Regions from separate parts of the Homo sapiens genome. Here region 2 is linked to region 1. Evidence: read pairs that join two places in POLR2A ChIA-PET (ENCODE). Cell type or tissue: HepG2. All regions are shown on one strand. Each heading gives the region's core, and the rest is flanking DNA. Links, peaks and the distances in the headings are about the cores only.

The links. ChIA-PET counts read pairs that join two places held together with the same protein. Peaks named below come from ENCODE experiments on the same cell type or tissue, not always from the same donor. Only the 100,000 strongest peaks of a DNase experiment are listed, where the experiment ranks them.
Region 2: POLR2A ChIA-PET joins it to region 1 with 20 read pairs; 10 of 35 experiments call an interaction of 5 or more read pairs at or near these places.

Annotation. Positions count from the first base shown.
Region 1 is chr6:132,013,399-132,030,086 of GRCh38, reverse strand. All of the region lies in intron 2 of CCN2-AS1 (CCN2 antisense RNA 1), which reads right to left. Among named protein-coding and RNA genes, the nearest start is that of CCN2, 70 kb to the right of the region's middle. In HepG2, for the core only: a CTCF peak has its summit at 6,364; DNase peaks (open chromatin) are centred at 6,376, 7,876 and 8,366; H3K4me3 peaks cover 251 bases.
Region 2 is chr6:131,951,527-131,967,290 of GRCh38, reverse strand. All of the region lies in intron 2 of CCN2-AS1 (CCN2 antisense RNA 1), which reads right to left. Among named protein-coding and RNA genes, the nearest start is that of CCN2, 8.0 kb to the right of the region's middle. In HepG2, for the core only: CTCF peaks have their summits at 6,728 and 8,155; a DNase peak (open chromatin) is centred at 8,210.

The DNA.
Region 1 (16,688 bases), core at 4,940-9,939:
AGTGTCAAAGTGGAGAGAGAAGTCCATAGAATTATTTTCAAGAAAATATATACATCTTCATTTGGCAGTCCACACTGAGAATGGGACACCTGAGAATTCAATGGGAAAATATATTATTAGCATGTGAAATCTCAAACCCAATCCATTTCTTACAAATACCTATATTGCTTAATGTCAGTGTACTTATTCTAGTGCCTGATCCTCAGTAATGCAGAGATCAAAGGAAAAGTATTAAAATGTGTTTTATCACATTCCACACAATACGATATGACTTCATTAACGATAATTTCTCTAAAGCCAAAGAGACATTTTTCCTATATATAGAATGGGACCTAGGACTTATTTTCCCAGATTTTTATGTTCTTTTTTATTTGGGCCAATGAATATAATATAAACTAATTGAGCAAAATTACAGAAATGTACTAACAGTTTTATTATCAATGGTATTGAAACAGGACTACATTGCTACTCCATACCCAGGTCGCCAGCCGTCTCAGATTGGAAATGACCCATTTTCAGTAATTAAGATAAAAATGAGCTTTGATTTCAAGCATTCCCCATGTGTTTATGCAGTCTTAGATTTTGATACAACTTTGGGGAAAATCCTATGAGATTTTTTCTAAATCAACTCACATTCAAAAGATATGTTTTTTTAAAAGACTGTATTTTATGCTGCTACTCATGATTAGCACATAGCACAGTTATAGACAGAAATGGGGAGGACATAGTTTGACTTTAATGCCTCGTAATTATGTCCTTGTAGTCCCCTTTCCCTTAAGCCTTAGTCCAAATTAATTTCTTTTTAAAAATAATTCCCACTTTTATTTTAGATTCAAGGGTACATGTACAGGTTTGTTACATAGATGTATTGTGTGAAGCTGAGGTTTGCAATGCAAATGATTGCATTACCTAGGTAGTGAGCATAATACCCAATAACCCAATAGTTAGTCAACCCTTGCCTCCCTCTCTCCCCTGCTATTAGTCTCCAATGTCTATTGTTGCCATCTTTATGTCCACGAGTGCCCAATGTTTAGCTCCCACTTATAAATGAGAACAGGTGGTATTTGGTCTTCTGTTCCTGCATTAATTCACTTAGGATAACAACCTCCAGCTGCAGCCATGTTGCTGCAAAGGACATGATTTCATCCTCTTTATGGATGCACAGTATTCCATTGTGTATATATACCACATTTTCTTTATCCAATCCACCATCGACGGGCACCTAGGTTGATTCCCTGTCTTTGCTATTGTGATAATGCTGAAATGAACATACAAGTGCATGTGTCTTTTTGGTAGAATTATTTATTTTCTTTTGGATATATACCCAGTAATGGGATTGCTGGGTTGATTGGTAGTTCTAAGTTCTTTGAGAAATCTCTTGCTTTCCACAGTGGCTGAACTAATTTACATTCCCATCAACAGTGTATCAGCGTTCCCTTTTCTCCACAGCCTCACCAGCATCTGTTGTTTTTTGACTTAGTCAAAATGAATTTCTAAAACTTAACTTCCAGGCAATTATATTCTGAATGAAAGGGAATCTTCCGGTACCCTTCAGTCAGCTAAGGAACATATTGTTATCTATTCAGATTTCTGGATTGCAGATATTAGGAATATTTTTCATGATATGTATTTGGACCAGAGAGAAAAATCAGAGATACTAATTTATTTATTTAGATCATAGAGCAACCCCAGTACAGACCTTCATTTTCCTTTTGAATGTATGAATCATGACTTAAGTCCCAGTTCTAAACACAGCATGAATATAAAAGGGCTGCCTAAGTCCAATGACCTCTTAGCATCAACATATTAGGACCAACTAACTTGTTTTATCTGTTAAGTTTTTCACTATATGAATGAGAGTGGTTGAAGCAGAATTCACATGAATCATCTCTGGAATCAACATAGTATGATAATTTGCCTGTAGTCAATCACAGCAAGGATGTGAACCGAAAACCCCTAAGGGAAGCAATCACAAAAAAGGAGTTTTCCTAGCAGGGATGTCCAAGAGAGAGAATACAGCCATGGGTTCTTAGTTTCTGTCTCTGGTTGGGCCAGTAAAGCCCCTTCCTCATCTCTCTCTTCCGCTTATCACTAAAGACAGAAACTAAAATCCATGGCTTCAGGCTGCTAAAGTCTAAAATAAAACAAAACAGAACAGCAATAACAACAAAATAAAGTAGTTTGGACAAGCTTGCTACAGGGTATGAAAACTCTGAGCTTCATCGTTAGTGACTATGCTGCTCCCCGCTGCAAGGAACATAATGTGCCGCCATCCTCCTGCAGCTGGAAGATCAAGTTCCTGGCACAAGGTTCTGCACCTCACTTTGAAGGAAGCCTTTTCACAGGATTCAGCCCCCATGATGGTGTAGGCAGGAGAGAGACCAAGAACACCCACATCTACACAGCAAGGCAACTAATGGACTTTTGCATGTTACTATCTACATGTCCTTGCCTTTAACCACTACCTAAAAGGGAGCTTTTGTTTGGATAAAGTAAATGAGTTTATGTTGGATAATTCTTTTTATATTGAATAATCCCATAATAACTGTAAGTAATCTGAAAAGGCACTCTCTGTTCAGTTTTTACTTATTATGTGAAAACCAGTAGAATAAATGTAGTATGGCTCATGGTAAATTTTGAGGCTCCTGTAGCTTTGAAAATACCCAGGGCACTTCAATCTGACTTTCCCAATATCACAGGCATAGCAGAGCGCATGCTAAAATCCAGGCTATTTACTTTCCAGCTCAGCTCTTTTTCTATTCCATAACATGCATCCCATAAAAATATTCCCTCATGACCAAATCAAATTACATAAATTACAAACTCATAATTTTTGTTGGAATTCAGTGGGTGAAAATATTTCCTAGAAGACAAAGATTGAGACTTTTCCATGATTCTTTTACATTGGCATCCTAATTTTATTTAAAATATTATGTGAGAAATATAAAAATTAAGTAACATTTTTAAATTATTTTCTTGACAGACCCAACCAAAACTTCAGTGGTGAAAAGTACTGAGCTGAAATGGTGAAGAATATTACATGGGCTTTTACATAAAATCACACATCCTTAATACTAAGTTATATTTTAATGTCTTGGAATCAGAATTTGTCTTAAAATCAATGTGTTCACTGTCACACTCAAAAATTTACTTAAATCAATGATAGATCTTACAGCCAATGTAAACACAATAATCTGCTAAGCCATTACATTTTGAACCTAACTATAAAATGAATGAAGCCTCCTATCTGAGATCCTAGGAAAGTCTATGTAATTGAGATTCTTGTTTTATCCTATAACTGTTGGCACAGAGTTTAAATCTTTCATTTTTCTTTTTATTAATCAATACCCTCTTTGGCAATGTTCTTTCCAGTCATCGAAGAAAGTTGAGGTGGTCAATGCAGAATATATGTCTCCCATGTTTTTCACCACAAGTTTCTTTTCTTTTTTCTGTTATAATTCTAATGTTGATTTGCAGAGTTACAGAAAATGTCCCTCAGAGTCCCAATGGAGAAAGGCTATTGATTTCTCTCCTCAGCACACTCTGGCTTCATCCCCTTTTGGAGTTCAAAGCTAGCCTGGCCCCTAGACATACTCAGAAACTATGAAATATTAGGTTGGTGCAAAAGTAATTGTGATTTTTTATTCCTGGCAATGTTCAATGTCGAAGCCAGGAAGGAACACCATAAATTCCCCAAGGCTGAGAAAGCAGAAAACACTCATTTTCCTCAGGCAGAAGAGAATTCTCAAGCAATCACCATCACAGTTATGCAAACTGTCTTTTCTCTGGAATAGAATGATGCCATAAGTCTTACCTGTTTAGTAAGGTATTTCCCTGAATGTAAACAGGACTCTGAAGCCATCCAGCCGTCTTTCTCTAGCTATACTTGCTTTAACCTTTCTACACAGACCCTGTTGTCAAGTCCTTGTTAATAATACCCTGGATTAATCTTAAGTTCTCTACCTCTTTTGGGGGGCACTCTATGTAAAATAGTATTTGGGAAACATTAAAGTTTGTGGGTTCTACCAAAGCTGTTTCTTGGTAAGCGGGGTTTGGATTCTTATTTCCAAATGCCACCTCCCTGAAAGCTGAAGTAAAACCACCCATTCAGCTGGATACAGTCAGTCCCCTTCCCCCACTAAAATAGTCCTCAATGCTTTTCTCTGCATCCCAACCCGTTCCTTCCACAATTATCTCCAGGCCTACAGGGAGTGCCCTGCACCTGTAGCTTCTGTCATACCCTCATCTCTCTCTCTCTCTGGGTTGAGTTCATGTGACATGTCTAATGGTGGCATAAAATGAAGAAATGCAAAGAGGGAAGAAATGTGAGCTCAATGAATTATTTCTCGACCCTTCCCTGCTCCCCATGCTGCCTTTTCTGCAGCGTTACCATTGGGCCTTCCCTGCTGTGCCCAGGCCAGTCCTTTCTCTCCCCGCCTGCCCTGCTCATGAAAAGCAGCGCCTACACATCAGTCTACTTCTCCATCCCATTTCCGCATGCACCCACAACCTCAGCAAGATGCAACCCTGTTTCCCCTTCAGGACCTACATAACAAAAGCAAAAACAACCAAAACAGAGATGAGGGGGACTATCAAAGAAATTTTGTATGTCTGTTTTGTCTCACACAGTTCTAAAGCAAAAACAAAAACAAAAGCAAAATAAACAAAAAACTCGGAATAAGACTGAGGAAATCTTATGAGAACATTTTCACACACACACAAATTGTCCTAAACATCATGGTAAGTTTTATAATTCTATTAGTAGAATATTCCATATCAGGAGAATGATGTACTTGAAAGGCCCTTCTGCATGAGATTGAGGACCTTATTTTAAAACTTCATTTTTCACTTGGCAGAACACCTGGATACGCTCTGAAGCCAGGTTCAGCTTAATTCTTGACTCTCCTATTTGCTATCAGTGTGACCTTGGAAAATTTATTTAATCTTCTTATGACTCAGTGTTTAATAATCTGAGAATGATGATACCTACCTAATATGGTTATTAAAGAGGAACAAGTAAATTAATACACATTAAGCACTTAGAACAATACTTGGCACAGTAAGCATGCAGCAAATGTTATTACAATTATTATTATATAACACTATTTCCTATTTTTAATTTTAATTTTAAGTTCTGGGGTAGATGTGCAGGTTGTGCAGGTTTATTACATAGGTAAACATGTGCCATGGTTGTTTGCTGCCCCTATCAACCCATCACCTAGGTATTAAGCCCAACATGCATTAGCTATTTTTCCCAATGCTCTCCCTCCTTTCACCCCACCCCATGACAGGCCCCAGTGTGTGTTTTTCCACTCCCTGTATCCATGTGTTCTCATTGTTCAGTTCCCGCTTTGTTCAGTTTAGTTCAGTGTTTGGTTTTCTGTTGCTGTGTTAGTTTGCTGATAATAGTGGCTTCCAGCTCCGTCCATGTTCCTGCAAAGGACATGATCTCTTTCTTTTTTATGGCTGCATAGTATTCCATGGTGTATATGTACCTCATTTTCTTTAACCGGTCTATCATTGATGGGCATTTAGGTTGATTCCATGTCTTTGCTATTGTAAATAGTGCTGCAATGAACATACGCTTGCATGTATCTTTGTAATAGAATGATTTATATTCCTTTGTTATATATCCATTAAAAGGATTGCTGGGTCAAATGGTGGTTTTGGTTCCGGATCTTTGAGGAATCTCCACACTGTCTTGCACAATGGTTGAACTAATTTACATTCCCACCAACAGTAACATATTATTTCTAACTAGGTTGCAAATTTCCAAACATCCTTATGAACTACAATCTGTGTAGAAGTTAGGGACTCTTGTTAATTCCTTTGAGAGGAAATTTTAGGATGTTGTTCAAATTTGTGTTGAGTGGAATGATAGACTGTTCTCTTTATGTACAACTAATAAATAGTAAAAGGAAGTAGTCTGATTGAAAAAGCTAGGATGTAAATTTGACACAAGACATCCTTAGGGGCTGAAACATGGAATTGGCACTTCGGAGATTACATGTAGTATTTTCTTCTGGAAATATTAAGAAAGGAACAGTTAATTCTTTTTTCTGGGTGCCTTAAAATTCACCAGCTTAAAAGTAGACTATTAAGTGAATCTTATGAGGTTCCCTTGAGTCCTCTTCCTCAATTTTGATACAGGTATTCATGATCAGGCTCTTAGGAGGTATCTCTATGGCCCTTTTTGTTTGAGGCCTCATGAAGGCTTCCATTCGGCTCACCCCTCCCTCTACCTAATATAAGTTTCCAGGGAATTAATAGCATTTCAACACAAGAAATGACTGATAGTTTCCAGGGCCTCTTGTGGTTACTATAATGTTGTTATAGCAGGACAGGGCCAGGCCTACTGCAGCTAGATGGCAGCGAGGAGACCACTGTAGTATGTTAATTGGGATACAGCGAATAATCCCTTACATGGCGTAGTTTCTGTGTGTGCTAAGGGGCCTTTGTCCCAGCCTGTTAGTTACAAATGGTAGGAGACTGCATTAACTCCATGCAGTTTCATGGCCCCTGTGACTTAATGAGTTTCTGTGGTGGCCGGATTGACTACCCCCCACCACTGGCCCTCTGCTGTGCCATATCAGGGAGCATCAAAGAGCCAGTCTATTCACTTGTATCCTTGTCTGTTAAATATCCAAAAAAGTGCTGAACTAAAGAGAATAAACTTGAACAAGGGGAAGTTCTTCTAACCCAAACTGACTCTTTGTTAGTCTACCCTACTTCGCTTACCATTGGGTGTTAAGAATCGGTTTCATGTTATGCCAATACAACCAGATAGCTTCATGAAAGTCTATTTAGGTTTGGAAAATAACATGTATGCCAGGCCCCTTGCCATTTCAATAATACCCAAACAACATTAACATGATGAAAGCTAGCAAAAGCAAGCTATTATGCTTTCATCATCCAGAATCCTAGTGTGATGTGTAGAAACCCTTCTTTTTCTCCAATAACACCAAGATTAAGCAAATGCAAACTTGGTTATCAGAAACAATTCTCCCTTTTTAACTTGAGGACCTCTTTAATTTTTAAAGCTATTTTCTGCATCCACACAAAAAGCTTTCTCCCTACCCTTAACGTATTGGGTATGAAGCAGTAACGATGTGCCAAATTCTGTGAAAGACATAGTATCTTTCAGCATTGCCTACTGAGTTTATAATCTACAATACAGCTGGATGCTAGAAGCTGTCACCTGAGATTTTCCTACATTTGGAGGTGGTCCAATGAAAAAATCCTTCCCATCAATATTGTTAGGGTCAGCAATACCTCCTTGAGAACTCTTGTTCAAGTGACATTTTACCATTCCAGTGATAGCGTTAAGGGAATATCACACAGAAAAAGCAATCCCAAGAATGCCACAGATTCCAAGAGAATTGGAGTGCCTGCCTATTTACCACCTGACAATCACAGCCTGGAAGCCCAGAGCCTGTCCCTTTGGTCATGCCTTGGACCTAATTTAATCTCCTATGTCCTTGAAATTAACCCATGAAAAGGGCATTATGCTCACAATGCGCAGAGCAGATCTGAATTAAATTTCTTTGAGACCTAAAGCGGAAAACTCTGAACCCCTTCTCCTTTCCCCACTCTCACTCTTTCCCCTTTCTAAATTGCCAGAATAATGACAAAAACTGCTTTTCTCGGTATTATTTCATGTTGTCCCCCTGCCCTCCCCACATCCCCCCAATCTAAAACACTAGGGTCTCTGGCCTCAAGGGTGCTAGTCTGTCACCTTAGAAACTGTTTCCTTACAAGGCCATGGAATGGCAGAGGGCATGCCTTCGCTGCATACTTTGGCAACCATGAATTGCTGAGTGCTGCTCTCATGAATGGGAGTCTTTCACTGCCATCTGGACATGCTCACAGGTATAAACATTTTTTTTTTCATGAAGAGGTCCAGAGAATACACATTGCATCAGTAGGCCTCCTGAATGACAAACAAAGCCATCTCATATGTTGGGACAGCTATAATCACATCAGAGTTGATATAACATAGGTCTGTCTCTAATGGCATTGCTTCCAGACAAGGTCAAATTAAATGTTCAATTTAGACATTCTTCAGCTTTGTCAGGCAAGCAATGTGAATTAGAAAGAGGTATGGAGAGGGAGGTAGAAAGAGGCTGTCACTATGATATGGAAGACCACTGAGTTTTGCCCAAGTATAAATATGCTACCTTAAAGAGTCAAGAAGAGACCATTCACGCCTCACTAGCAATTCTCTAGGTGGAAGACCAAAAGAAAGGATTCTTTCCCTTGGCTTGGCAAAATAAGACTGGGACTTACTTCATTCAAAGGCATTTTTATGGTCTTCATAAACAAACATTACAGATGAAATTCTTAACATATTTATAAGAACATAGACTTTGTACTTGTTTGGGGGTGGCAGAGGGGAGAATGTGACAAGGGCTCTATTATGTTTTCCTGTAAACAAAGTTGCCATGAACTTGGAATTCGATCATATCCAGCTTTAAATTTTATTCTTCAATGTGTCTACTGTTTTGCTTGGACGTATTACTGCCCTTTGGCATAAAACTTTTAAATAATTTACTAAAATTTTTTTAGTAATTTTTCTACTCTTACAGATATAAGTAGTTGACATCTCTGTCAATTTTTTTCAGGTATGAGGTCTTTTACATGTCTCTAGTTCATTCATACACACATAGGGACAGAAGCAAAATATAGAATTCCTGCCATACTCAGCTATATAACAACAACAGAATTCTCCCCATGAACTAAGACTTTTCATTGAAAGAGATGAAGGAGAGAAATCTTAGGCAAACAACAACAACAACAACAAAACAGATAATAAGCCAGGCACAGTGGCTCATGCCTGTAAACCCAGCACTTTGGAAGGCAGAGGCAGGCAGATCACAAGGTCAAGAGATCAAGACCATGCTGGCCAATATGGTGAAATTCCATCTCTACTAAAAATACAAAAATCAGCTGGGTGTGGTGGTGCACACCTGTAGTCTCAGCTACTTGGGAGGCTGAGGCAGGAGAATCACTTGAACCTGGGAGGCGGAGGTTGCAGTGAGCCGAGATTGCGTCACTGCACTACAGCCTGGCGACAAAGTGAGACTCTGTCTCAAAAACAACAACTACAACAACAACAACAAAAACAGATACTAATATTCCTAATATGACAAAAAGGGCAACATGAAAGAGCCAAGAACTGTGGGCAGGGAACAAGTAGGTGTCAGTTTTCAGAATTTTGCCATTTGTGAAAAAGATGAGTCTTCTAAAAATCTTTACAGACTGACGAAAGGAGCAGGGAGATGGCCAGGTAAATTTTTACAAAAATTATATCACACCTAATATTTCTGCCACAACCACTGATGAATCTGGTCTGGTCTCAAACATGACTTGGAATGGACCTGGGAAGTTTGTAACAATATACCCCCTTGTCATAATAAGAAGTGGTATTTTTTCCTTGCTTGATGATAAAGCTTTCCAGTTCAGTAAAAATCTTTGTTGACCAGATATAAAAATGTTCCTTTCCAGCTGTTAAATTGACCCTGGGCTTTTTCCTCTCCCTCCCTCCTCTGCCTTTTGCCTTTAAAAGTTCAGGATGTCTCAAACAGCAACTGTTACATTCTGTCTAGCAAGCCTGGATTGTGGACAGTGATCTAACCTCCTGGAAAAAACATGGAGTTCACCCAAAAACTGAGAGAGACATTTCTCGCCCCAGCCGCCAGCTCATAGGTTTCAAAGCTCTGGGACAGACCTCATGAACATCTTGGGGCTTTAACGTGTAAGCTGGCAGCGCCAACTCAAACACAGAAAGCACTTCAGCAGGTATAAACAGCAGCCACACACCAGGCCAGGCTCAGAGGAAGGCGGGTGGGGGAAACCAGTCAGCAGCCCTTGCCTGCATCACTCTCCCTCAGCCTTCTGTGTCTGAGGACACACGGAGAAAAATTGGACACACCCCCTTTGGATGACAAATTAAGAGAATCAGAAGTCTCAGACTAAATGATTAAATGAATATAAAAATACCTTTCCTCTTGAAAAGCAAGAGATCTTGCTAGTGTGTACACACACACACACACACACACACACACAGAGAAGCATCTTTGCAGCAGTAACTCACCTATAATCATTTTGAATTGCTTGAAAGCAGCAAAATTAGCCTTTCACAGGAAATGTAGAAAATAAAGACACTTCTTTCTCCTTTGGGGACTTTGCTCCTTTTCTTCTCATATTCTCAGTGTTTGCCCTTTCCTCCGGGCCTACCACACTGTTTTAAGCATGCTTGGCTTTCCATATATTGATATTTATTGCTGGCCTCAGTTTTCAATGCTGACACTGGCACTAAATCTCAGTGCTTCTAGATCAATGTGTCTCATTGTACATTTAGAGAACAAAAGAGAATGTCCCCACCACTGAGGGAGCAGGCCATGAAGCTTATAGGATATAAATTGACTGGACTTACCTGGGAGCACTCCCTCTGCCCTCTGAGATTTTAAAGCAAGACAATTAACCATTACAGGTGCTATTCATTTTCATACAAACCATTTTCTAACAAGAAGGAAGTACATTCCCTTCCCCAAGAGAGTTTGTTGACTAATATAGCTTCTTAGAATATTTATTTTTAAGCTTATATTTCTTTATACTTTTACCCTATTTTGTATTTAGTTGAAGTTCACTTAATAAACTTTTAAAAATAACTTTCAAATTGTTTTTCATTCATTTACTCAACTAGCATTTATTGAGTGCCCACTAAATGCACTACGTTGCTCTTACAGATATAAGTAATTTACATCCCTATCGTCAATAAACACAGCCCCTAATTGGAAAAACGGTCTTTGAAATTATACATTATAAAGTTTGCCATACAAAACCCCTAAATCACTTGAATATTATATTCTCTAATCACCACTAAAATATTTATGGAAGCACATACTGCACTCTGAACTCTTCCCTTAATTTTATGGAGGTACAAGTCACAGAAAGCATGCTCCCTGCTACAAAAGGACTCACAATCTATCCGATTAAGGCATATTTCACCTGTTTCCTGCTTTATACGTTAAAACTAAGACATATATGAAATGAACATCTCTTTAAAAGCCACAGACTCACAATATCATAGACTGTTATACCTAATAACAATTGACAGGGTAGGCATATAGATATATGCCAGCCAAATTCTTAATGATAGAGTGAGATCTCTCCAAATCCATGAAAAACTATGCAGAACAATTCAAAATCATTTTAGTCATAAGCTCTGACTGGAGCTAAGTAGAAGAAATGTGTCCAATTGGTGGTGATTGACTTCTGCTTTTCTAAGTTATGAAAATCCAAAGATGTATAAAGCACTTCATAATGAGTTCATCTGTTTCTATTTTAAATCTTTTTATTAATTTAGTAGAAACTTGACTCTTACATCACTAAGAAGCCATACTTCGAAATAAAGTGATCTTTATATTGGTTTTGAACACTTCTGAATGACTTCTCAAATCTAGATGAAGCTATTTGGCCCTTAAAATAAAAATACTTAGTGTAATGAGATTGTTTCCCTATTCATGGATATATGGAGCTAATTAACTTTATAAAACTATGGAAGAAAGATTTTTTTTCTTTTTGATTTATCTGTAAGTTGAGAAAATTTCAAGCTTAATGGAATCACCCATTTGCTATATCATTGATTTAGTTATATTGTGGATCCAGCTTTAAAAATTCCCTAAGTGTCATTTTAGCAAAATTAAATGCACCATATGAACTACATTTTGCTAACAGATCCTGTGCTCTCAACTAAGAGCAAGAAGATAGGAAGAGTACAACGGTTTCTTGCTATTTTTACTTGACTTTCTGTTGCTTAAGTCCTCTGGGATCTCAGAGGGCAATCTAGATTTATTGAGTCTATACCGCAGCAGACATTTTAGAGCCCATGACACATATCATCTCTTGCATGTGTTATTATCTTCCTATTTCAGACGCAGAAAGAGATTCAAAGAGGTTATGTATCATTCTCAATGTCAAACTGCTAGTTAGGTGATAGAGCCAGGATTCCAACCTGGTTATTCCAAGATCTGATGTCTTTCCAACACATTGTGTTCAGTTCTTTATTCCAGACTTTGATATATCCACATGTCATGTTTGTACTAAAACATACATAATTTGTACCTTTGTGTAGTATAATAAGAATTCTTAATTGGCCATCAACAGAAAAACACCACATTAAAAATGAAATATTAAAGTCAATCTCATTAACAGGAAAAAGACAGGGACGTATATTATCAAAACTGCTATTCAACATTATTCAGGAGATTGTGGATAAAACAAAAAGTAATAAAAGAAGAACACATATACATACATACTGGAAAGAAAAGATAAGTTGTACATTCATATGTACACATGATTATACATCAAGGAAATTCATAAGAATCAAAAAATTTATTTTAGAAAGTTATTAATGTTTAAAATAAATATGTGTAACTATCACCATTTGTCTTTTTATATCAGCAATAATTAGTTATTTGAGCCACTAACTGGAAAATTCCCATTCATGTCATTAAAAACAATTTAAATGGTCTATAAATAAGTGTAGCATGAATGGGGTAAAACTAATATGAAAAAACAAGAACTATAAGACATTAATGACTTATACACAAAAAGACATGAATAAATGGAGATAATCATGTTCTGCATGTGTATATCATGGTAAAACTCCTCACTATCATAATGATGTAAATTACCTCAAAATTAGTGTATAAATTGAATGCATCCCCAATAAGATTATAGATGATACTTGACAGATTCTCAACTTCATGTAAAAATGAAATATGTAAGAAAAGTAGAGATTTAAAAACAATTTTTTTAAATCCATGGTAATGAAAATAGTATGATATTAACACAGAAGTAGTCAAATAGATTCAGAACAGGATATATACAAATGTAGCCAGGACTAAAAGATAGTTTGATATATGATAAAGAGGATATTTAAGTTCAATGAGAAAAAGGATGGAACTAGCTATTCCAACAACATTTGGGGGAAAATATAGCCTTCATTTGCCAAAAGAAAAAATGAGTGAAAAATATGATCAAATAATTCACACACGCTGTAAGACAAATGTTGAAAAATAGTTATATAGTAGCCTTAACATGTGCACACAAAAAAATTTTAAATGTCAAAGAACTTTATGTAAAATTAAAGAATATAAAATTACTAAAAGAGAATGAAGTAAATATATTTATAACTATAATGTAGGGAAGCCTTCCTGCCTAAGATATATTAAAAAGCAATAAAAATAAGATAAATATTAAAAAAGAAAAGAGTGGTCAATTTGACTGTATCAACTCTAAAACTTCAAAATATAGCCATACAAACAAGGGCACATACCAAGTTAAAAGAAAATTGACAGCATGCAGAAAAATATTTTAATTGTATGTATTACAGACAAAATATTAATATTTAAACTGCATTGTGAACAGATCATCTGGATCAAATCAGTAAGAAAAAACTAAAACAATGACAAAAATAGAAAAATGAGCAAAGCTTATAAACTGGCTTTTCACAGACATGGAAATACAAATGGCCAAATGAATAAGTAAAGCTGTTCAACCATCCCGAAACTATTAAAATACAAATAAAACAATCAGGAGATTTTTTTTTTTGCTCCAAATGGGAATAAATTTTAATGATAAACTTTATGAGTTTGTAGGGAGATAGGAAAATGTCTGTGATTGCCTCTTAGGAATATAAATTGATACTGATTTTCTGGAGGATAATTTGACAATAGCTTTAAATTTTAAATGTGTATATCTTTAAACCAAGCAATTTGCTTTCGGTAGGTTTTAGAGAAATGTGAACCAAAACAAGTATGTATCAAGAGTTTCATGATGATGTTGTAATGCTGAAAAATGGTAATTCTCTAAGGATCCATCAAAAGGGAAATCATTAGATAAATAAAATATATCTATGCAATGAAATCCCTTGTAACAAATAAAAAGAATGAAGAGGGTCTACTTCTATGAACATGGATAGATCTCAAAATAGGGACATTAAAGGAAAATACATGCCATTCACCATTCAAGTTTTTACAAAAGGAAGTTAAAAATAAGAATAAATCAGATCAGTAGTAAAGTGTAAAGAAAGATGTGTATGAGTATATATATACACATATATATACATATCTATGTATATGTGTATGTGTGTATATATACACACACATATATATGTGTGTATATATACACACATATATGTGTGTATATATGTATACATATATGTATACATAGATATGTATATGTGTGTATAAACATGTTTATACGTGTGTATATGTGTATATACATATGTATGTGTATACTTATACATGTATACATGTATGCACGCATACATATACGTGTATGCACATATGTGTATATGTATATATATCTCAGATCTGATAAAAGAACTAGAACTTTTGAAAAAAGGGGCCAATCTTAGTATTATTTGGCTCTTTTATAAAAGGATATATCCTATGTATATACTGTTAAGAAAGGTTTAATGTTGATTGTCTGCAAATTAACTAAAAGTCCAATGCAATACCAAATTCCATTTCTTTTTAGAACCTGACAATTGATCATCTAAGGAAAAAAAGCTGAAACGTAGCCAATGCCTTTTTGTAATACAGTAATGAGGGAAAAATCATTAACACAGTATGGTATTAGTATAGAAAAAGGCTGGTAGAGCAAAGGAATACAATAAGAAGTCTGTAAACAGGTACATGCATATTAGTTGAGAACCTCTGGTTACTAAGTCTAATTTGCCTAAGCAAGACAAAAAGGTACATCAAAGAAACAAATAAAAAACATAAAAAACAATCCATATGCACCCATGTTCATCGCGACATTATTCATAATAACCAAAAGCTGAAAGCAACCCAATTGTCCCCTGACAGATGAATGGATAAACAAAAAGTGATATATATGTACAATGAAATGTTATTCAACCTCAGAAAGGAGAGAACTTCTGACACACGCTACAACGTGGATAAATTTTGAAGACATTGTGCTAACCAAAACAAGTCAGTCACAAAAGGACAAATATTGTATGAATCCAGTGATATGAGGTACCTAGTAGTCAAATTAATAGAGACGAAAAGTAGAATGGTGGCTGCCAGGGACGACAGGAGGAGAGAAACATGAAATTATTGTTCAATGGGAATGAAGTTTTGGTTTGGGAAGATGAAACAGTTCTTCCGGGATTACTAAATAACTGGAATCAAGATGGCCCACACAACCAGGTTTCTTTCCGTTGCATTTCTCTGTAAACTTGTTTTATTTACTTTTACTAGACACTGCATTTTCCCATTTAATAGAAAGTACAGATGTCAAATAGCCCCTGAGTTTTATACTACGTGATCACCTGGTTTACAGCAAAGGTGCCACTATAGCATGTTTCAATAAAGGGTGCAGAGTCAATTGGATATCTGCATGAAGGAAATTTGAGTAGACCACATAAAATTAAGATGGATTGTCAATCTAACAAGAAAAAGTGAAACAATAAAGCTTCTAGTAAAAAACACAACCTTAGGTAGTTCAACATTTCTTAAGCAAGTCACAAAAGGTAATAATTATAAAGGAAAAGTTTGAAAAAAACAGATGAACTTATTTATTGAAAGACACGATTAAGAGAAAAAATATTTCTAACTGTAAGTATGAGACATCACATATATCAAGGAGCACATACCCAGAAAAAGAAAGAACTCCTATAAATAAATAAAGAAAAGACAACCCAATTTTTAAAATAGGCAAAAGACTTGAAAAGGTGTTTCACAAAAAAGAACATCCAAATTATTGATAATCATATGAAAAGGTGCTAAACTTCCCTAATAATCAGGAAAATACATTGCAAACTACAATGATATACCTCTACGCAACCATCAGAATGACCAAATTTTTTAAAATAAATAATACCAAGAATTGGCAAGAATATACAACTGGTACTACCCCCCATTGCTGACATAGTGATAAACTGGCACAATTCCTTTAGAAAACTGGCAGTATCTTTCACAGTTGAATGGACACCTATTCTATGAACCAGCAATTCTACTGTGAGTTAAATGTCCAACAGAAATGTGTACATGTATATACCGAAAGACGTGTGGAAGAATCATAATAGTGTTATTTGTAATAAACATATAAAACAAACATACAAAATGCCCATTCACAATGAATAATTTACAATATATTCCTGCAGTAGGATACAGGAAGATGAATGAACTATTGATACCTGCAACAACAGGGATGGTTATAATCATCCAATACATGCAAAATGTTGAGTGAAAGAAGCCAGACTATAAATGAATACAAGACTAAACGATGGTGCCATAAGTAGGATAGCACTTAACTTTGGAGAGGAAGAAGCAAATTAGGACAAGGTAGGAACCCAAAGGAGGCCCCCAGAGTGATGGATATGATATGTACTCTGCCTTGATCTGAGTGTTGGTTACACAACTGGTTTCACTTTGTTGAGCCAGTACCTATAATGTGCATGTACTTTTTCTATATGTCTGTGATGCTTCTATTGAAAAGTTTAATTTAAATGGTGTTGGAAAACAAATATTCTTTACTCCTTGATGATGGGAGTATAACTTGAGAGGACCTCTTTGGAGGGCAATTTGATATTTAACAACCCAGTAATTTCATTTCTAGAAGTTTGTCATATGGACATATTCACTAGCAACAAAGAAAATAAAGAGAATAAT
Region 2 (15,764 bases), core at 5,139-10,138, 63 kb after region 1:
GCATTTTGCAGGTTGTGGAAGAAAAAAATACATACATACTGTTTATTAAAGCAAGAGGAGAAACAGAAGCCTAACAAAAATTACAGTATTACTAATTCTTAGTTTTGAGGCTCTCTTCATTTTACCCTGTAAGTCAGTAAATGTCTTCTTAACATTTGCTAATCCCTGAATTAGTATAGAGCAATATGTATGTTAGAGATGTGTGTGTGTGTGTGTGTGTGTGTATTTCAAAAAACTAAAGGACTGGAAATGAAAGCAACGTATTCAACATTAGAATAAAAGAAAGAAGAAAAAATTAGGATTCTGGCTCTTACAACGCAGTCCCTTCCTTAATCTTTCAATCCCCATGTTGACCCAGGTCAAAATGGCCCATTTACTCTCTTCCATGTGCCACGGCATCCCCAAAGTCAGGACTGTTGTCCCCACTACTAAGGTCTGAAATGCCCATGCTGCTCCTCTCTTCTTCATCCTTTGGCCCAGCTATGTCCACAAAAAACGTCAGGCTGGGTTTTTTCAGGTTGGTTATTTCTTCCTTTGTGGAACACTTAGTGCTAAATCCTTCTATTTCCACTTAATGACCGACCTCTGCTGACTCACCGACACTTGAGAAAGAGCTCTCAAGCCTCATGGTGTGTGGTTCTATCATCATCTGTGCCTCAAAGTGCCTCAGAAATTCTAATTTCAGGGTCATGACATATTGCGTTACACCAATCCTTCAGAGTTTTCTGTGTCCTGTGGTTCTCAAGTTACACAATTGCGAGGACCACTGGTTGAACTTTTAGTCTATATACGTCTTGCTTCTGCAAATAGATCATAACCTCCTTGTAAGCAAGAACCAGGTATCTTTTTACATCTCGCTGTGTTTAACACAATGTTAGAAACAGACCAAATGCTCAAAATATTTGTGACTTATTTATTTCATTGAGAGGTAAACAATAATAAATGACTCACTGATTTTTAATTTGGGACAGTTGAATACATTTATTAGTCTGGAAGCATTTCACACTAAGATCCTCTTATGCCTAAGGTTAGGCAACTTTGACAGCCGCATTGATTTTTAATATTCTATCAGCCAGTCAATCAGCAACTTTTCCTAAACACCTACTAGTGTTACTAGCCAATTTTCTAGAGAATTATTTACTTTAGTAAATTACGGTTAGAATAAAATAAACATGGTATTTCCTGATATTCTGAAGAACACAAACTTACCAGGTATGAATACATAAGCCTCAGAAATTTTATTTATATAATCAATAAATACAAAATATTTACCTATGAATTGATATAAATAGCTATTTTATAAATTATCATAGTTTCTAAGACCTTAGTAATTATGCAGTTTTAGCCAAATTTTATAATATTTTAAAGTTCAAGCTAGTCCCCAAACTTTACATAAAAAATTCATTCAGTGGTAGATCTGTTTGTACCAGATGCTATGTGAGAGTTATTCACAAATACTCAGAAGTCAACTTCCAAGAAAAACCTTAAATTACCTAAAAACTTAAGAAAAAAAATGGTAGCAATTTGCCAGTAAGCCCTCCGATGATCTTTGATATCTTTAAATCAGAAGAGTTTCTATACCCTTTCCCTTTCAGAATTTTAGAGATTTTAGAAAGTCTTTGCCCCAAAATGTCATTAAAATGTTATCATTTTCTACATATTCCATTATGTTAAAAAAGGTTGAAAAGCATTGCTCTACCCTAATACTATAATAGAATTAGAAAATTATATAAATAGTTACATCAGAAAATATCAATATGAAAATAAAATTATGCCTCTCTCACACTGGTGAAGTCTGTATCAGCTAGGACATTTTATGGTACAATATCGAGAACTTTTTAAAATAGGGTTAGGGGAACATATTGGCTCATGAAATTGATAAATTGAGAGATGGAGTAACTTTAGGCAAGGCTTGATTTAGTACCAAAAATAAGGTTTTCTTCTGTGCTTATGCTCTGTATTTCACTGCAGTACTTTCATTCTTAAACTCCACACATTCGTCTCCCAGCAACCACAGGTGCTCCCAGAATGTCCAGAGCATCCCCAGACCTCACATCTTCACACTACCTCCCTCAGCTGCTTATTCAGATAGTTTATGCTGATCGTTTGGTATTCCAAGGATACACACACATGCACACACACACGTGTACACGTATATATAATAAATATATATAAATTTACATATATAATTTATATATATAAAGATATATATATATCTCTTATTTCCAAGATGTCAATTAGACAGTAGAATAAACTTGGAGATGAAGACTAGAATTTTCTTTAAAATGAAATGGAACGTATTTTAAAATACCAAGGGCATCACATCCAGTAACGATAAAATTACAAAATTTTTGTTTCACTGTGAATGTGTATGTGTGAGTATATATTTACTGGATCAAACAGAAAAAAAGCTTCCTACTAGAGTCAAAAGTTTATTAGGGTTGGGCATGACAGCTCACGCCTGTAACCCCAACTCTTTGTGAGTCTGAGGCAAGATGATCACTTGAGGCCAGGAATTTGAGACTAGCCTGGGCAACATACCGAGACACCGTCTCTACAAAAAGAAATTAAAAATTAACCAGGTGTGATGGTGCATTCCTGTAGTCCTAGCTACTTTGGAGGCTGAGATGGAAGAATTGTTTGAGCCCAGGAGGTCGAGGCTGCATGAACCATAACCACTGCACTCCAGCCTAGGCAACAGAGTGAGACCCTGTTTCAAGAAAAAAAAAAATAGTTTATGTGATTGAACATACTTAGCCACTGCTCCAAGTGCTGGAGAGCAATCGTGAGCAACTTATAAAGCCATGAAACAGCATGATAAAATGTGTAAGTTATTCAAATGCACTGGTAAAACCAAAGAATAGGGCAGGAGCCCTGGAACTGATAGATAAGAATGGAGAACATAGAAGCCAGACAAAGGCTCTTATCTTAGAGGTAATGGGAGCCACACAAAGGTTTGGTTTTAAGCAGGTGAATAAGCACTGTAGATTGATAGATTTCTCAGGCAGCAGTGGAGAGAATGAATTGGAGGGCAATAGTGTGAGTTAAAAGACCAGTTAATAGCAGAAAGACTAATTCAGTGGTCCAAGCAAAAGATGTTGAGGGTATGATGTGTTAGGAAGTTATCATGAGAGGTAGAGTCCACAGAGCTTTATGAATCATCAAATATAAGGACTGAAAGAGAAAAAAGAATACAAGACAACATACAAGCCTCAGTATGGAGTGACTGGGAAGACAGTGTTCTAATCACTAAGATGGGTTCACATCTAAAGGCAAAAGATTTTGAAGTAGAGATGAGTAACAAATTTAGTTTTTACTATGCTTACTTAACATCTGAATAGGACATTCAGATTAATGTGTTGTTAATAGCACAAATGAACTCAGAACCGAGTTTCCGGTTGGGATCCAGACAGCAGGCAACCATCAACAATGTGACAGGAGAAGAATATGTAAGAAGAGGACTAGGGACAAAAGACTACAGGTCACTCACATCATAGGGGTAGGCAGAGGGAAATGAGTCTGCAAAGGAGAACAAAGGAAATGGTCAAAGAGATGGACAGAATGGGATTCAACTAAATACCTACAGAGAGATCAAATTGTATGAGAGCTGGAAAGAATCCACTGGATTTGGCAACAAAGAGGTTATTTGGTGATAATTTGCAGTGCCATGGTCAGGAGCTTTATTACAATGGGTTGAATGGTAATATGAAGGTGTGTATTTGGAGACAGTAAACACAGGGGATTTGTGTGTCACTGTGTGAGTATGTGTGTGTTTTAGGAGCTTCAGTGCAAAAACAAGCAATGAAAAGAGGCTGTTAAGACAATGGGAGGGTTGTTTTATTTCATTTGTTTTGGGGTTTTTCTTTATTATGTGAGAGAAATGTAGCCATGTTTATAGGTTGGGAAGAAGAAGCTGCTAGAGAAAAACAAATTGAAAGACAGGAGAAAATGAAAAGAAAAGAGAGCACATGGTTCCATAAGAGATGTAGTGCCACAGGTTCCAAAGAGCACATGGTTCCATAGGTGACATGGTCCCATAGGTTCCAAGGAGCACATGGTTCCATAGGTGACTTGGTTCCATAGGTTCCAAAGAACACATGGTTCCATAGGAGACATGGTTCCACAGGTTCCAAGGAGCACATGGTTCCATAGGAGACATGGTTCCACAGGTTACAAAGAGCACATGGTTTCATAGGAGACATGGTTCCATAGGTTTCAAGGAGCACATGGTTCCATATGTGACATGGTTCCATAGGAGACTTATGCTTTTGGATCTAAAGCCCAAGTGGAGGTCTGTCTGAACCAGCACTATTCTGTCAAACTTTCTGCAAAGATAAAAATGTTCTCCATGCCATCCAAACAATAACCGTTAGCTGTACATGGCTACTGAGTATTTGAAATGCAACCAGTACAACTGAAAAACTGAATTTTAACATTGGTTAATTTAAATGAAATAGCCCTATGTGGCTAGTGGCTGTAGAACTGAACACTGCAGCTCAAACTAAAGAAGCGAATAGGAAGCTGAGAGCCCATCAATCCTGGAGACAAAGGCTGGAGGTTTTCACACCTGGTAGTCTCATGTAGAAAGGAAGGCTGATCAGCAGGGAGGCAGAGGAAGGGTTGACAGGGTAGGACCTTGGAGGGAAGCAGTTAGGCTTGGAAGGGACACAAAGGAAAGGATGGCAAAGAACTGACCAGAGCAACTAAAAGCACAACATAGTAGAACCGAGGACACATCTGAGACTAGAGACCACAAATGTATGGCAGACACTATAGGAACAACTAAGGCAGGCACTGGCTTGAAGAAAGGTCATGAGGCCAAAGGCCAGAAGTGTAACAAGGGGCTGTTGGCATAAAACAGTATGCCATGGAGAGAGAGGAAGCAAAACCGTGTGTCCAGGAGAAAAGGAAGGGGCAAGAGACCAAAGTCACGATCAGGTCAAAACATTGATGTGAAGAATAAATGAGCAAGAGAGGCCGGGGGCGGTGGCTCACGCCTGTAATCCCAGCACTTTGGGAGACCGAGGTGGGCAGATCATGAGGTCAGGAGATGGAGACCATCCTGGCTAACACGGTGAAACCCCGTCTCTACTAAAAGTACAAAAAACTTAGCCAGGCGTGGTGGCGGGCGCCTGTAGTCCCAGCTGCTCGGGAGGCTGAGGCAGGAGAATGGCGTGAACCCAGGAGGTGGAGCTTGCAGTGAGCCGAGATCGCCCAACTGCACTCCAGCCTGGGCGACAGAGCGAGACTCCGTCTCAAAAAAAAAAGAATAAATGAGCAAGAGAGAGCAGGAGAGGACAGAAATGTAGGGCTGTATTAGTCTGTACTCACATTGCTATAAAGAACTACGTGAGACTGGATAATCTATAAAGAAGAGAGGTTTAATTGGTTCATGGTTCTGCAGGCCGTAAAGGAAGCATGACTGGGGAGGTCTCGGGAAACTTGCAATCACAGCGGAAAGCAAAGAGGAAAGAGACACGTCCTACATGGCTGGAGCAGGAAGAAAAGAACAAAGGGGGACACTTTTAAACAAGCAGATTTCATGAGAACTCTCTCATGAGACAGCACCAGGGTGATGGTGCTAAACCTTCAGAAACCACCCCTATGATCCAATCACCTCCCACCAGCTCCACCTCCAACACTGGGGATTACAATCTTACATGAGATTTGGTGGGGACACAGAGCCAAACCATATCAAGGACCCAAGGGGATTGCAGAAGTTCTATGAAATGGCAGGGTGTATGGCAAATCCTGACTAGCTTAGAAGAGACAGGCAAGAGGAGCTTAGAAGTGAGTTTGGATAGTGATTTGGGTGGATATTGGGGTAACTTACGATGGTGGCAGGACTTTGAGCGTGAAAACCCGAAAAAATATATATATATATATATATATGAGATACTATACACACACATTATATATACACACATACATATATACAGTATATATTATAGGAAAGCTGACCAATTATCTGCAAAGATGATCCACTCCCAAAGGGAAAGTTCAGGTTGGTACCATGATCAAACCCCCCAACTTTTAAGAACGTCCATTTGGTTTCTCTAGGAACTTTTGTTGTATTTCTTTTTCTTCAAAGAGGCAGAGAAAATAACCATGTTTTTGACTGTCAGTGTTATAATATTAGGTCACAGCTTTTGTAGCTATTAAATGCAATTGTATTATTCAAAGGGACATTTCATTTTCCACTTGCACAGCTCTCTCTATTTTGGAATTGTCTCCTCTAGTTATTGAACTTAATAAGCTTAAATGCCCCCATATGTACAGAAAGGGTTCAGTATTATCCATATTGTGAGGCTGTATGACATCATTGTATCCAAGCCCTTTCATGGTCATTTTACACAGACTAGCACTTTCTCACTTTCTTTCTCTCTCTCCCTCTCTCTTTCACGTCATGACTTTAATGGCAAAAACTAGAAACTTACATTTTCTCCCTTCTCCTACAGCATTAATATTACCCACATGCATGTGCACGCCCACACATTCACCCATGGGGACATTTTCCAGACACAGCTTTTGCAACTATCACAAAATTAATAAATCCTATATTAAACGGTGCCCAATTTTTTACTATAAATATTTCTACTTTCACATAGGTATTAATCTAATCTGTTTAGATGTTTCAGATATGGACGTTTCTAATAATAATGATAATTGGTACCAAATTACTTAAACTGTATTTCTTGCTGCTTTCAAGAACTTATACTCCCCCCTGTGGCAATTTGATGACAAAAACAAAAACAAAACAGAAAAAAACAGGATCCTGAAGACAGAATCACAATTCATAAATCATTCACAAGTTCAAAATAACGGTATGTTTCTTGCTAGAAAAAGGCTGTCAATACAAACTGTCATGACATTCTTTTTTTTTAAGTGTAATCTGCATAATACATGACCGTGAAAACTACTGAGCTAAGTGCTAATACGTAGTAAATGTGCTAAGGCAGAAATTTAGTATCTAAAAATATTCAGAGATGAACTAAAAGGACAGTTTTATTTTACTTTAATGAACATTTATTGAGTGTTTAGTCTCTGACAAGCATTGTTCTAGATGTTTTAGGATTTTTTGGTATTTAACCCTTGCAAAATGTCCCAACAATTCTATGAAATCTTATGAAGTGGGTACCATTATTATCTCCAGGTTAACAGAAGCAGAGACTTAGAGAGATTAAGTAGTTTGCTTAATGTCATGCATTAAGCCATATTAACATTTAATCATATTATTAAATAGAGAAATAGAGAAAAAAAATCTCTCCTGAAATGGTGAAAAAGAGAAATACAAAGTACAGCAAATTTTATATTCAGATCAATTTGATGATATATCTATTTCTAAAACATTCTAAATCAAGATAAAAATTAGGACTCACTCAATCCAAAATGGTGGCTAATTTTATGAAATGCTTTAAACTATAAAATTAGCTTACTTTAAGTGACAAAATTTCACACTAGAATGTCAAGCTACAATTGTTAAAAATCTTGTTTAATCAATTAAATATGAGCCAAGTTTATTTTGGCAGGTTTTATTCTTACGATCTTGAAAACAAAGCATAAACACCAAAGTTTTTTTTTTTTAAATGATGTACTAGTGTCTTCCCCACCTCACTGCACCTTTGCTTTTCTAGGCCTAGCTTGGTGGAATATTGGGCTGCCAGAAACAGTACAACAGGAGTATTTCCCTACCACCAGCAATGCCAGGAAAAATAAGGAAGTCCAAGTAAAATGACCCCCTGCAACACTTTAGTAAAGGATGCCAGGTGATGTAGCTATGACATAAATACATTTGGTGAGTGGCTTCTGCCTTGTGGCCTCCTGCCCTCACATGCAGGGTCTAAGAATTCTCCTCGTCCTTGGCGCTTACGGTAGACAAAATGGCTTCCAGATGGCCGTTTCTGCTCAACATAAGGTCATTTTCCCTTCTTGGAAAGTTGGATATGATGCATGAGAAATACAGGAGTTTGGACTTCTCGAGTTCACTTTAGATGAAGGCCAGGCTTCAGTGTGTAAAATGAGAACACATGAGAGAAAAGTGGTAACACCACACTGTGGGTCCCCCCTCTCGGGGAGGCTTCAGAAGCTGACAAGGAAAAACCAGCTTGACCCATGAGGGATGGGCCTGCCTCGAAAGCGATCAAAGCCAACCAGGGAGGATACATTTGACTGTGGCAGTGCTCAGCCCTACTGCAAAGCAACATTGGTTCAAAGTCCATCTGAAACTGGACTGGAAGTTTGCTTGCTTACCTTCTGAGCTGAAAGCAAATAGTAGGAGCCTCAGCAATCAGTCAAATACGGAAACAGCAGGGAAAACCACAATCAAGAAGAACCAACATAGAGACGTTAGAAATGATGAAAATGCCACAAAAGATTCAATTGGACAAAATAAGTTTTTATCATCTGTATATGAGAAATAGCTTAATAGTGATATTATTTCCAGACATGAGCAAGTCAATGGTTATATGAAATGTAATCCTGTAGTTGTTAACTTTCACACACATGTGCAGGTCAATAAGAAAATTCCCTCATCATAACCCCACCATTCCTAGACAACCCTCTCTCTCTGCCATGTGTAGTTATGACAAATCGCATTCCATTAACAACATGAAACTAGTTATGATTCCAATCAAATCCTTCCATGGTTAAAGGAGAGAGGGAGAAAGCTGTAAACCTGAAAGGCAAAGCATATTCAGTTTGAGGAAAGTGCATTTTCAGTTAAGGCAAGTTCATAAAATAAATATCAATAACATGGCAGGACATGTTTATTAGGGGATACTCGTGAAAAACCTATGTTGATAGTAGACATTGCTTCAGTGCTGATGGTTTGTCCCAGACTCTGTCATGATATTTATCCCTAAGGGTAGCTTATCAGTGAATGATACAATTATTCAAGAAGACCTTCATGATGTCTATGGTTGGTCCCAGTCTCAGCCGAAACAAGACTGCATAGGGTTAGACTGAACGCTTTCAGTGTGGGCTGAGGCTGACATCAGAGCAGAGCACACCCTGATATTAAGCCTCCCAAAGCATACCCATCATCTTATTCATTTTTTCCTTTTTTAGCTGCATCAGTTAGTTAGCGGATAAGAAGAACATATCTGTCTACATAGCAACATCACCAAAATCTTAATTGTTAAAAAAAAAAAAAAAAAGCAAATCTAAGCCCAAATTTCTCTACTAATACAGGTCAGTAAACATTTTCTTTCTACTTCATGTTTATCTCAGACCACGGCACAATACAATAGTGACTGCCAGTTAGCCCACAGGTGTTTATATGCCTTCTAGGGTGTGTCCTTTAAGAGTTTAAGATCTGAGATAACTATCTTAAGGACACACAGTGTTTAGAGATCACCATATATAGAATGGAAAGAAAAGAAGCCGTGAAGTTTGGAAGGAAAGGCAAGGGGTGTTCTCTTTAGAAGAACTGAATTTAAATTCACTTGTCCCTTCTCCACCTCTAACCAGGCTTGTGTATGTTAGCATTATTGGACCTCAATTTCCTCACCTGCAATATGGGTAGAATAATACCTAATGCGATTGTTATGATAATGAAGTAAGATGGTAACCGTGAAAGGGCTTTGTAAATTAAAAATTTCTACATAAACAAAAGAGAATGCAGTCAAAATTTTGAGTATCTATTTTAGGCACCCAGATAGAGTTCTAAGAAGCGTTCCCGCTAAATTGTTCAGATAAAATTGGCATCGTGCATTCTAACATCAAATTAAACAATGCATTAGTTGACTTTTACTTCAAATCTGATGATGTCAGGATTTTAAATAGAATGTGGTTTTTCTTCATATGTGGTGAAAGTTCTGACTTAGAAGATAAGATACCTTCTCAAAAAGCCTTATCCAGGTGCTCAGATTTTAATATATGATTCCCATAGGCATGGTTATTTAAAGATTTACACACAGGAAAATAGTTTAGAAACTCTTTGGATGATTCAAACAACTTGGTTTTTAGCATTCTAGAACATACTGGCTACCAAGTTTGCTTTTAATTTGAAAACTTGTCACCATCATGGTAGCACAGTTCACATTACAAAATGAAATGAAAGAAAACTGTCAACCCAAATATATGTAAAGTGTTAAAGTCTGTAGCATCACATTAAGTAAAATACCACCTTGGTTTCCAAGAAATACAAATCTAAAGAAAATGTGATGGACACAAGCAATCATAATTTTTTGGTTGTTTCTTTATCATTTGCATACCATATTCTTATTAGTGATAAGTTACACATTTTTCACTGAAGAAAGGAAGACTGTTAGGAACTCCCTAACTCTCCCCATCCTCCACAAATCAATGAAAACTATGAACATATAATGAAGATGAAGGGAGTAGATGCTATCAGGTGACAAAAATAAGCTGAGCATAGAATTTTGTTTTAGGTATCCTGAAAACTATGATTAAAATGCATGCCCACATTATCATCGAAGTGACAATATAAGGTATATAAGAAGCATAAGACAAATTTAAAAGTTTCATCTGTGGCCCGGCGCAGGGGCTTACGCCTGTAATCCCAGCACTTTGGGAGGCTGAGATGGGCTGATCTCTTGAGCTCAGGAGTTCGAGACCAGCCTGGGCAACATGGCAAAACCCCATCTCTACAAAAAAAAAAAAAAAAATTCTTTTAATTAGCTGGATATGGTGGTGCACACCTGTAGTCCCAGCTATCCCAGCTACTTGGGAGGCTGAGGCAGGAAGATCACTTGAGCCCAGGAGGCAGAGGTTGCAGTGAGCCAAGATCATGGCACTACATTCCACCCTGGGAGACAGAGCCAGACCCTATTTCAAAAAGAAAAAAAGTTTTCATTTGTTAAATGTCTCTATCAATCCTGAATATCTAATCTAATAAAATAAATAAATAAATAAGAGGTAGGATTTGATTTTCTCTGAGCTCTCACCTAGTTTTAACACTCTAAAACCCATGCAGAGCTGGACACTGTTATAAAATCAAACTGTGACAGGCTTTTACAGTCAATCTGAGTTGGGCTTAGTTTTGAGAGCCACTGAAGAATGGAAGAGAAGGGCAATTTTAAAACTCTAATACCTTTATGAAAGTGCTTTCATAAATATTGTCTCCTTGAGCTGCACATTAACTGTGAACAGGTGGGAAATTTCAGGCTCAGAGAGAGTAGGTGTCTTCCCTGAGGTCACTGGCAAGCAAATGGCAGGTATGGAGCTCACACCTTCACCTCCTAGCCAGTCCCCTAGGCTCCACCTAATGGTATTCCAGGGAGTTTGAAGTTGTGAGAAGGGACCTCAGGCCTCTTGGCTAGAGGTGGGAGCACATTTCCAGGGATGAATGATGGGGTCTGGCTTAATCTGCACCCCTTTCCCACCCCGCAGCAGAATCCCTAGGAATACATTCATGTATATTTCACACTAGTCCTTTCAAAATATTTATCCTTTCACTTACTTCTATTATTTGAGATAAGATAGCTAGTCCCAATTCTCTCTTCCTCCTAAACCTATTGATTGGGTGTCCCCAAATCACACATCTTAAGAAATGCTTATTTCCTCTGTTTTTCATTCCCACTCACTTAAATATCACCTTAAGTATCACCAAGGGGATGCTTCACATTTAGCCCTGATGAAGCAAGGGGCTGTAAATACTCCTGGTTGCTAAACGGTGATGAATTTGAGATTCTAACCTGTCGAGGACAGTGTAAGAGACCACCAGGCTCATTCCTACCTAGCAGCATCCTCATCTGACACTATCTTAGATGAACAAAAGCTGACTAGAGGCAACACAGGATTCTAAGTAAACTACTTTAAAAAAAAAAAGAGTCAAATTAACAAAATAAGTGAAACAAACAGTAAGTTGAAGGGATATCATCTTACAAAACAAAACTTCCTTTCTCACCCCTCTGGCCTCCAACTCTATGGACAAGCGAGGAACAGGCAAACATAAAACACAAACCACATGCAACGGCCTTGACTGCCTTCTGACAAATACCTTTGCATTAGAAAATATCCTAAGAAAGTCAGAGAACTAATTATAAGGAGGAAAAGGCATGAAGGTAATGAATGTAATTTAGATAGTAAACATCCGCGTTTATCTTCCCCGCCATGAACTCCCAGCAAGTACGCCCTCTCCTTAACCTTCATCTTAAGCAAACAGGAGGTCATGTCAGCCAAACCAGGGTCCCTGAAGATTTCAGAATAATATTTATTACTATTTTACAAAAGGCTTCTGGGATACCATTTTTTTTTGTAGAATTAATTTACATGATTGAATTTGAGGCACGCTAGAAACATCAGAAACCTCCCCCTGACCCACCATAAGGACAAATCGCTCACTGTCCAGATGCCCATATACGGCCAGACTTCCTCCTATAAGTCTGACAGCTCCGTGTATGCATTGCGTATGGGTCTTGGCTCTGAGTCACATTCCTCCGGCATGTTTCCCTGGGAGCTTTGATTTCCGCTTTGAGGGCTGGCACTGACTCCTACTTGCTCTTATAAGAAAATGTCTACAACTAAAAGTTGAAAATGTGCAAGATTCCTTCTTTAAGTACACAAACACTCCAACTCTGGCCACTTTTCTGTAGTCCTGCCAGGTTTTCTCTGTGTCTGATACCTGATCAAGAAACCTTTTTTTTTTAGGGAGGAAAAAACAACAAAAAACTTAAGGGAAGGAATGTAATACATCCACAGCTGAACATCTTACAAGACTTAACCAAACGACCAGTACAAATGATGCCCTAGTAGACACACACACATACCTTATATAGCTTGGTAAACAGGACTCAGTGGCCAGCTTAGTTAATTCCTCATTTTACCACGAGGAAAAAATGCTCTCTAAAAAGCATTTGCTAGATAAATACTTGCTTACAAGTCAAAATTAGTGCATCTTAACCATTTTGCACACAAATTCAAAGATCTTTTTCTCCCAACTCTGACCTGCTGTCAATCAAAGGGGCTGGGGTAAGTCAAAGTTGGATGAAGTTATAAGAAGCCACTATTTCCCACTTTACCGCCCAGGCACACACAAACATTTGCTGAGTCATTGATAATAGTGCAAGAATTCAGATCCCATGGCATGAATTATGGATGGAGTATCAGCCTTTCCCTTTGAGTTTCCTGGCATTTGATGGTCCATATCACAATAAAAACATACTTCTGAGTCTGTGAATGTCTTGGGTGTCTTCTCTCATTCTCTCTCTCTCTGGGTGTGTGTGCATGTATGTGTCTGTCTGTCTCTGTGTCACTCTCTTAATAATAGTCTTTTAACTCCTTCAAAAAGAGTTTTGATCATAAAGCCTCAATCTAACCTGATAATGCACAGAAACTTTTTCTTTCCTGAGATTTCATATGTTCTATATATTTCAATATGCTTATTTCCTCTTAAGCAACATTAAAATCATCTATTTGGAACTGACTATAGATTTTTTTGAGACTTCGAGGGACTATGAGAATTTTATAGTAAAACCAAATTCTTTCTTTTGACATTTTTAACAACAGAGCAGAATGGTAATATACTTATTATACACAGAGATTGAAAAAAAATCAAGAAAATCTGAAAAAAATAAAGCACCAATTCCCTGGAATTTTCATCTACTCAGCCCTCACTGAACCCTATTAAATTAAAAAAATTATGATTACTTTCATTTTTTAAACAGAAATGGGAATATGGCTCCTACGTGTGACTTCCCTGAGATCTGCGAAAGGCAGTTCCAAGAATACAACCTAGGCCATCTAACTATAACCCAGTACAACAATTTATCCCCTCCATGAATGAGTCTCCCTGCTGCAGGCATGAAGATGGTGGTAGCTTTCAGACTCTCCTGAGGATTCAGAAATTCCCCAACCCTTCTCCCACCTACCTCACTCTGCAAGCTAGGAGAGCTCACCACCAAGCCCACATCCCACCTTAGGTGAGACTCGCACTGCACATCCCTACCCTTCCCCAGCCACCACACCTTTCCAACCATTAGAGGTAGATGTAATTGGGGGTTTAGGTCTTGAAAGGTTTCACTGTGGCTTCCCACATATTTTGGACTTTTAAAATCATCCACAAGGGAAGAAAAAGTTGAGGGCCAAGTTGCCTTTAATACACATGTGGCTATTAAGTTAACTTGGAATGTTCCTTCTTTAAATAGGAACTCTTAGGCCTCTTCTTTTTGAGGAATGCTTGGAAAGGACATTAAATAACAATGACGAAAATTCTTCCTGAGCTTCAGAGGGCACCCCCACCCCTTTGCTGGCCATTCACACTATTGACATGCAACTACACTCTATAACATGTGGCTGGCTTAACGAGGTAATCGTGCACAGATGATATGCTCTATGCTGAAGTTGGAGTGGTTATATTTCTTCTTGGCTATTTTTCAACAGACTGTACTGAAACTTTAAAAATTTGATCAGTTTAAACAGGCTGTTTTCAAATGATAAATCTATAATGCATTGTTTCTAAAGCCGATCTTTGCACCACAAACAGATATGCTTATCTTGAACCCATGCTCTGAAGCATCAACAACTTAAAGGAATCTACTCATTGGTAACACCAATGTCAAATGATGCGGCATTACAGAATACAAAAATGGTATGGCCCTAGAATCACTCTCTTTATATAAAATGGGAACTGGAGGTATTAACAAAAAAGCCACTAAACAACATAGATTCCAAATGAAAGCACAGTGAATTAGTTGGGTCTTTAGTGAAGCTAAGTAGCACTATATTAAGAAATGGAGATATGCTTAGGTTTATTGGCCATATTCAACATCTGCACACACCCAGGGAGAATAAAGCCTATTCTTTCCTTGTCCTGACCTCACTCCCTCAGGCTGCATGTTCCTTGGGTAATGAGAAGTCACAATCACTATTCATAGATGTGTGGGGAGTCACTAAAAATATATTATTCACTGTCAATCTTAGTTTATATCCAGATACAACAGGGTACACTGCTCTTGTAATGGAATCAGACTTCTTATTTTAACAAGACAAACCAAATCCAATCCACATTTGAAGATTATAGGTTTTAATATAAGAAAATGCACTCATTTCTCAAAGACCCTAGTGAAGCTGTGTTTAAATGCTCCTAGGTGAACCCCCTTTGCATCCCAGTGTTCCCACCCTGACACCCAGAGCCCCTACCTACCCAACACAGAATCATTTGCTCTGATAGAACAATGGATCCCTTTTTCTGGAAACATTGATGGCCACTCCTCCCTTGTCCTTGCCTATATAAAACTCCTACATATATTAAGAGAAAACTAAGCAAGAGTTTTGGAAATCTGCCCCAGGAGACTGCATCCTGAGTCACACGCGTCTTTGTTCTCTTTCTTGTCCCAAAACCGTTACCTCAAGTGACAAATGATCAAATCTCAAATATAGAATTCAGGGTTTTACAGGTAGGCATCTTGAGGATTTCAAATGGTTAAAAGCAACTCACTCCTTTTCTACTCTTTGGAGAGTTTCAAGAGCCTATAGCCTCTAAAACGCAAATCATTGCTAAGGGTTGGGGGGGAGAAACCTTTTCGAATTTTTTAGGAATTCCTGCTGTTTGCCTCTTCAGCTACCTACTTCCTAAAAAGGATGTATGTCAGTGGACAGAACAGGGCAAACTTATTCGAAAAAGAAATAAGAAATAATTGCCAGTGTGTTTATAAATGATATGAATCAGGAGTGGTGCGAAGAGGATAGGGAAAAAAAAATTCTATTTGGTGCTGGAAATACTGCGCTTTTTTTTTTCCTTTTTTTTTTTTTCTGTGAGCTGGAGTGTGCCAGCTTTTTCAGACGGAGGAATGCTGAGTGTC